Linked DNA regions of Mus musculus: region 1 is linked to region 2. Evidence: chromatin contacts called from ENCODE Hi-C or POLR2A ChIA-PET data. All regions are on one chromosome and are shown on one strand. The core of a region is the stretch at or near the end of the contact, and the rest is flanking DNA. Distances in the headings are between cores, read along the strand shown. Region 1 holds the start of Trim69 (tripartite motif-containing 69). Region 2 holds the start of Spg11 (SPG11, spatacsin vesicle trafficking associated).

Region 1 (3,728 bases), core at 227-2,726, 42 kb before region 2:
GGATCAAAGTCTTCTGTCCTCCTTGGACACTCTCACACACACCCACACTCTAAAAAACATTTATAGCCTAGTGGTGGTGGCGCACACCTTTAATCCAAGCACTCAGGAGGCAGAGGCAGGCAGATCTCTGTGAGTTCAAGGCCAGCCTGGTCTACAGATGGAATTCCGGGACAGCCAGGGCTACACAGCAAAACCCTGACTTAAAACAAAACAAACAATTACAGAAAAAACCAACGAGGAAAGCTGTTGCATTACATTAACTATGCCACTGTCCTCTGTCTCTTCCTGAGCTCTTATGGCCAGCACATTACTTGGCTGTGGTAGGGGCTTAAGGAATGTGTTGGAAGTAGCTTGTCTGAATCTCTGCTCTTTAAGAATACTCTTGGTCTCCACCCTCTTGAAACCTGAAACCCTCTCCTTTGGCCCCGAGTGCACTACTACCCTGGTTCTTTCCCCATGAGTAATTTCCATCCCCCTTTCTATTCTTAGTATCTTCTCTGGCTTTCTTCTAGCTCTGCTCTCTTTTAACAAGTGAGTAATTTCCTGACTTCGTGTTCAGCCTCACAGAAGTAAATCCTAAATCTGTACCTCTGGGTTCTGACCCACTCGGCATCCGGATCCATGTACTGAGATTCCTTGATGGGTTTCCGTGGAAACCCGGCTTCCTTAAAGTAAATCGATGTTTTCTTTTGTCTGTCAACACTAAAGTTTAGAATACTAACTTCCTTTACTTTAGTTTTAAGGTGTTAATTTAAGACGTTTAACTGGGCTGGTGAGATGGCTCAGCAGGAAAAGATGCTTGCTCCCAAGCCCGACGACCCAAACTCAGTCCCTGAGATCCACATGGTGGAAAGAGTGAACCTAATCCTGCAGATTTTCCTCTGACTTCCACACATGTGCTCTGGTATGCACGCCCACATATCTACACAAAATACACAAATGTGATTTCTAAAAATGTTTAACTGCACCTCTGTTGTAAATATAACATACCAAGACCTATAGTATGAAAAAATGTTATAACTAATAATTCTTCATCTAAAGATAGTAGTTATATTGATAAAGAGGTTAACTTTTGTATAATGTTTGTCTTAATTATCAAAAAGTTATGGTGGACCTCCTTACTTTCTTACCCACATCTCTAATTTCTGTTTATCCAAAGGCCTAGAGTTTAGAAGGTAAAGGCTACATGTTAAATATTTCTTTGATTTCCCTTCTTGATCCACAATCAATACCCTGTTTCCTACCCTGTGTGTAGAAAACCCGCTGAGTGGTTAGAGAATAACTTACCTCCATGAAACTTGGTCATTAGGCCACCAGGGGGCAGAGTCAGGCAACTTGGCTTTGCTCAGTGAGCCCAGGATGGCTGCAGACCAAGAGTTCTGGGCCTGTTAGTATGCTAGGAATGGACTCAGAGCCCATGAGAGGAGGAGGGAGAAGAGAGTTCAGGAGCTGAAGAAGACAGACAAGGCCAAAGCTAGAGATCCAGCAGGTTCCGTGACAGTTTGTCAGTTGCTTTGATGATATTCGCGTCTGAGATAGACAAACTCTGATTGGATTGGAATGACCTGCCAACCCCTTTTATTATTTTATTTGGGATGGGATTCTTTTAAACTTCAGGTGGTAATCTAATTTTTAAATGTTTAATCTTGAGTTATGTGTGAGTATGTTTGTGCTCGAGTGTGTGTCATGTATGGAGGTGCCCACAGAGGCCAGAGAGGTGGATCAAATTCCCTGGAGCTGGAGTTACAAGTAGTTGTGAACTACCTGATGTGAGTACTGGGAGCCAAACTCTGGTCCTCTGTAAGCACCATAAATACTCTTAATGGCTGAGCCATCTCTCCAGCCCTGGTAATGTAATTTTAAGGTTTTCAGATCTCACTTGGGAATGAGGCTGCTCGAGGGAAGAGAGAACAAACAGCAGCATCAGCTGTACCCCTGACTGGAGCGGCTTCTCTTTATCCTAGCTGGACCCGTCACCTCCAGACACAGAGCCTTTCAGGGGTAGCTGTTTGGCTCTCCCTGTCTTCTTGGCATCTCCTGAAGCAGACCTGATCAAGTAGCAGGGTCTGGAGCTGGACCCTAAGGCAGCAGGGAAAGATGCTGTTCACACAGCTTTCTCTAAAAGTCTAAGTAAGCACTTTTAGCTTAGACGCTCGTCCCTAGACCATGCTCAAGTCTGGGAGCCCGCGGGTTTGATGTTTTGCTTACAGTAATTCTAACTCAGTATATTGCCTTGAGTGGTTAGTGTCTGCCTGCTATCCAGCCTTAGCATGGACAACAGCATGCCAGAGTTAGAGACTGCCCACAAATGCCTTGCTTCTCTGGCTTTGCACAGGCTGCCCCTCCTGCCAAGAGAGTTGCTGAGAAGTCAGAGCAGGCTGTGTGCAGCAGCAGCACCTGGCAGATGTTTCTATCACTGCTCTGGGTATACTACATTCTTCCTTTCATTAAACCGATTTGTCTTCAGATCTCTTTCCCAAGAAACCGCAAGCTTCTTGTGAGAAAGAACTGTCTTCTTAGCCCCCAGGCCTTCCATGCTATCACTCTGTAGTAAACACTGGCTTAGTGAGAGAGTTCGAGGGGCCCTGTGAATGATCTGCACACCCTCCTTCTGTCTGCTTGTTTTCTTAGATTTCAGGGTTATTGTCGTTGTTTGTGTTTGTTGTTTGGTTGATTGGTTTGGGTGGGTTTTGTTGTTATTTTGTATTTGTTTTGGATTTTGGTTTTCAAGACAGAGTTTCTCTACATAGCCTACATTCTGGCTGTCCTAGAACTCACTATGTAGACTAAGCTGGCTTCAAACTCACAGAGATTTCACCTACCTCTGCCTCCCAAGTGCTGGGAATAAATGCCCTGCATGCATGTTTTGTTTCTGTGTTTGGTGCTAAGGTTGAGCGGAGTGCCTTGTAGACAAGCTCCCTAATCACCGGCCTGCCCCAGCTTCTCTCCAGTGGACCACTGAACAACAGCTGCTATTCTGGCTTGTTAGGGAAAAGAGAGAGAGAGAGAAGAGAGTGGTTCATTCACAAAAAGCAGTCTCCTGGCAGGATAGGCAGGAGCATGGTAACACCGCACTGCCAGCCTCAGCCTCTCTGTCTTCCCTGGGCAGGGTCGTTGAGACAGGTGGAGCCAGATCTGGGGATCATGGCTTTTACATGCCGCAAAAGAAAGGGATGTAAGCCACAAGAACTGTTCATCTACTGAAAACTAGGAGGGGAGGAAGGCTGTCGCTCTCCAGTGCATTCCCGAGGAATGTCTTCTGTAGTTTGAGGGTTATCATCCATGTGACTCTCAAGTGCCTTCCCATGCAAACTGGACCCTCAGGATAACCAGGTAATGTGTGACTTACTGGACTCTTGTGAGTTAAGTCAACTTCTCCAAGCTGAAGATGCTCACAGATAAAGCCAGACACGTGACTCTCCCAGAGCTCTCTGTTACACATCCCAGGCCGTGCCAAGAGTTAGCATTTTTCTTTAGACGCAGGAACTCTCAGGCTTGTCTGGAATTCATCCCTGGGACTGCCAGAATATAAATGCGTTCTTGTATTTACTATGGTTTTGGCTTCAGTAAGAGATTTGCACCAAAGTTTAAAGCCAGTGTAAAGCCCCCTGCATCTCACAGCTGTTGGTCAGTCCCCAGCTGATTTACATAAGAATTTAGAGCTCAGGCTTTATGCAATATTTGAACTCTGATTCTGGTTTCAGTTTGCTCTCCACCTCCACACTCAC
Region 2 (3,682 bases), core at 373-2,872:
TGGAGAGATGGCTCAGTGGTTAAGGGCACTCAATGCTCTTCCAGAGGTCCTGAGTTTAATTCCCAGCAACCACATGGTGGCTCACAACCACCTTTAATGAGATCCCATGCCCTTTTCTGGTGTGTCTGAAGACAGCTACAGTGTACTCATAAATAAAGTAAATTTAAAAGAAAGAAAGAAAGAAAGAAAGAAAGAAAGAAAGAAAGAAAGAAAGAAAGAAAGAAAGAAAGAAAGAAAGAAAGAAAGAGAAGAACATGGCAGCATTTTGTCAAATGAAGTCCTGCATTCATCAAGAAATACTAAAGTACCTTTTATGAGCCAGGCTGGGATTCAGGCAGGAAGATAACAGTGGTGCACAGGTCTCTGCTATTTCCAGGCTTACATAGAGTTTGGTCAGGAATTGACATAAAATGTTAATTAGTCATAAATACTATGATTTGAGAGTGACTGGAATAGAGAGGGGCTTTAGACTTTAGACTGAGCCAGGAAGGCATGTTAGCAGGTTGCCATTAAGTCAAAATGTTCAGTTTGTAGAAGTGGCTGTGTTAGAAAGACACTGTTAAGTAGGCATGGAGGCATAATCCTGTATTCCTAGAACCTGAAAAGCTGGTGAAGGAGGATCAGGTGTCTAAGGCCACTAGAGAACCTTTATCAAATAAATAGCTTGACCAAATGCCTTTTCAATAGCTCTCTACCTCTTCTCTTCTGTATCAGATTGTACTTTCCTGAGAAAAACAGAAGAAATTGAAAGGTGAACTATTTCACCATCTCTACTCTGTATGCATCCATCTGTTACAAAGGATATCGTTTGACTTCAATCTCCATGTTAACCTTCATGTTTGTAACAGAGTCCTTGGTGGAGGACCACAAAGAATAGATTGTTTGACCTCAAAAGGAGATCTATTGGTCTGAGAAGTTTACACTCCCAAATCCTGAGACTGGGTACCCACGGGTACAAGAAAATTCATCTCGAAGGGTCTGAAAATTAGTTTTTGCAGTCAGGAGGAGGAAGGGCTTGTAGAATTTATTTTATTTTATTTTATTTTATTTTTGGTAAACTGCTCTTCAAAACTTCCTGATGGGGGAAATGAGTCAGATTGATTTTTCAAACTCTGGGATCCCAGGCATCTGATGGAGATAGTTGCTTTCCAAAACTCCATACCACTCCGTAGAGGGGCCGATTTCTCGAAGCCGGGGATGGGGGGAGGGGGTCTGTTGTGAAGCCCTGCTTTTTTTTTTTTTTTTTAAAATGGTAGAGGGTTCTTTATTAGTTCTAGACTTTAAAAGAGTACTTGCTACCAAGAAAAGCGCACTACCAGATGCCTGTTAACCGAGCAGCACAAAAAGTGAAGAGGAGCCAGCAACAGGGTTTCAATGGAGTAAGAAGCACCTGCCTTAGAAATCTTTGGTAGCAAGGACAGCACAAGCAGCTGAAAGGCCCTGGCGTATTATTGAATTGAGCTGAGCAGGGAGGGGCAGGCGTGGTTTTTGCAGGATTCCGTTTAGAGCCGCCTCCACCCCAAGCTGAGCAAATGCCGGGCGCAGGACCGCCTCTCTCGTGAGAGTCACAAGGTCCGAATCACTGCGCAGGTCCGTGACGCATTCGGGCGCCTCTACCGGAAGGACCGCCCAGGCCAAGATGGCTGCCCAGCCAGGGCCCGGAAGTGCTGCCTCCCCCGGCTGTGCCGGGGCCATGGAGCGGGTCCTGCCCATGCTGCTGGTGCGGATCCCAGCTGAGGAGACGGCGCAGCTGGGACCGCGGGCGCAGCTGCACCGAGAGCTGGAGGCCCTGGGGAGCCTGACGGCTGCGGGCAGTCTCCAAGTGCTTTCCTTGGCGCCGGGCAGCAGGGGTGGGAGCAGCTGCTGCCTCCCAGGACCCTTTAGGCAGTAAGTGCTGCGGGACGGCTGCAGGCTGTGGGAGGAGGCTGAAATCTGAGCCGCTCCGGAGGGGAGTCCTGGGCTCGCCTCTCGCCGGCCCCTGGGTTGGTGGGAGAGGATGAACCACTGGGGAGCCTCCTCAGGATCGAGCCCCGTGCCTCTCGGAACCTTTCCCATCCCGAAGTGAAATCCTCACCTTGTTGCAACTCACGGCTCACTTCCTGGGTGGACAGAGAAGATGTCTCACTCCTTGATAGCCCCTGCAAACCCTGGATGGGTCTCAGCACAGGTCCTGTTTCTTTAATTCAATACAGATTGTCACTGAAAGGAGTTCTAAGCCTATCTTTCTCTACCTCCTCCTCCCCCTCTTCACTATGTATCCCTAGGTATTCTAGAACTCGAAATATAGCCTGGAGCCTACAGAGATCGGCCTGTCTCTGCCTGCACTACCAGACAGTCTACTTTGTTTTAAAATGCCAGATAAGGCTTATTTCTAAAGCATTTTTTTTTGTCTCTAAAATAATGTTTTCTTGCAAACACAGCCACCACCACGCCCACTCCAGCCCCTGCTCCTCTTTAAACTTGTCCATTCATTTACACAAGTGCTCTGAGGTCACTGAACGGTATTCCAGCCCTACGTTTTCCATGTTTAAATCACAGTCTCAAGATATAGCCAGATTGGCTTGCAATTCACAATCCTCCTGTTTTACCCCTTCTAATGCTGAGATTACAGGCTTGTATACTCCATACCTGGCATGTCCGCTGTTTCTTAGACATGAGGCTCCCATGGATTGAGAAGGTAGAGAATTACAATATTATATTGCTTTCCACTTTTCATAAAACAGTTTACATCATAAAGTTTAGAAGTCCCCTGAGTATATGCTGACCTTTTTAATAAAGGGAAGTAAGTATTTTAGGATCAATCTATATGAGACTGTATAGCCAACAGGTATCTCACTTTGAGTCTCCAGGCTCTTCAACAGCTCTATAGACACAAGATGAGTTTGCTGAGTCAGCAAGTATTTTAACCCATCTTTTTACCCCCTTGTGATACGGTCTCATGGAGCTCAGGCTGGCCTGGACCCAAGGATGCCTGTGAGTTCCCAACCCTCTTACCTCCTCCTCTCCAATGCTGGAATTATAAGCACGTACTTCCATCCCAGCTTTCTACTGTTCTCATGTCTGGTGTGTGTTGGAGTGCCTGTGTGTTCTTGGTATATAAAGGCAGAAATGGGAACTGTCAGTGTTTCTAATAAGAACCTCATAGCCACCCCATTTAATATAAACTTATTATTGTAGAAAAGCAAAGTTTTTAAAAGAAGTTGAAACTATCAGAGTGGTAGCCTCATCTCTTTTAGTGTTTTCAGAGTTGGGCCATATTGACTGATCTTAAGATAGGTCTTTCTCTGTAGCCCAGACTGGCCCCAAACTCAGTCTTCTTGTCTCAGCCACTAAAGAAAGTGATTGCTATCGAGTCACCAGATCTGGCTCATACATATTAGTGATAGTCTTTTCTTTTTTTAAGATTTATTTATTTTATTACTATGAATACACTGTAGCTGTCTTCAGACACACACTAGAAGAGTGCATCAGACCCTGTTACAGATGGTTGTGAGCCACCATGTGGTTGCTGGGATTTGAACTCAGGACCTTTGGAAGAGCAGTCTGCCCTCTTAACCGCTGAGCCATCTCTCCAACCCAGTGATAGAGTCTTGCTATGTTGCTTAGGGTGTTCAGTTTCTGGGCTCAAGAGACCCTTCCTCGGCCTTCTGAGTAGCTAAGACAATGTTGCTATGCCCAGCTT

The links. A loop is a pair of places that touch in the nucleus more often than their neighbours do. ChIA-PET counts read pairs that join two places held with the same protein, here RNA polymerase II (POLR2A).
Region 1: a map of left cerebral cortex shows a loop between it and region 2 (6-fold over the local background). The contact joins the promoter of Trim69 here to the promoter of Spg11 in region 2. A Hi-C loop is called at or near these places in 18 of 37 maps with a recorded cell type or tissue (CH12.LX, Patski, T-helper 1 cell and 7 more). POLR2A ChIA-PET finds 5 or more read pairs at or near these places in 4 of 5 experiments (Patski and embryonic stem cell).

What each region holds. Positions count from the first base shown.
Region 1 is chr2:122,158,456-122,162,183 of GRCm38, reverse strand. Trim69 (tripartite motif-containing 69) reads right to left here and starts at 1,476. Exons shown (of 7, transcript NM_080510.3): 1 at 1,288-1,476. The coding sequence starts at 1,293. The region is part of intron 2 of Patl2 (protein associated with topoisomerase II homolog 2 (yeast)); the gene reads left to right.
Region 2 is chr2:122,116,326-122,120,007 of GRCm38, reverse strand. It overlaps Spg11 (SPG11, spatacsin vesicle trafficking associated), which reads left to right and starts at 1,622. Exons shown (of 40, transcript NM_145531.2): 1 at 1,622-1,887. The coding sequence starts at 1,640.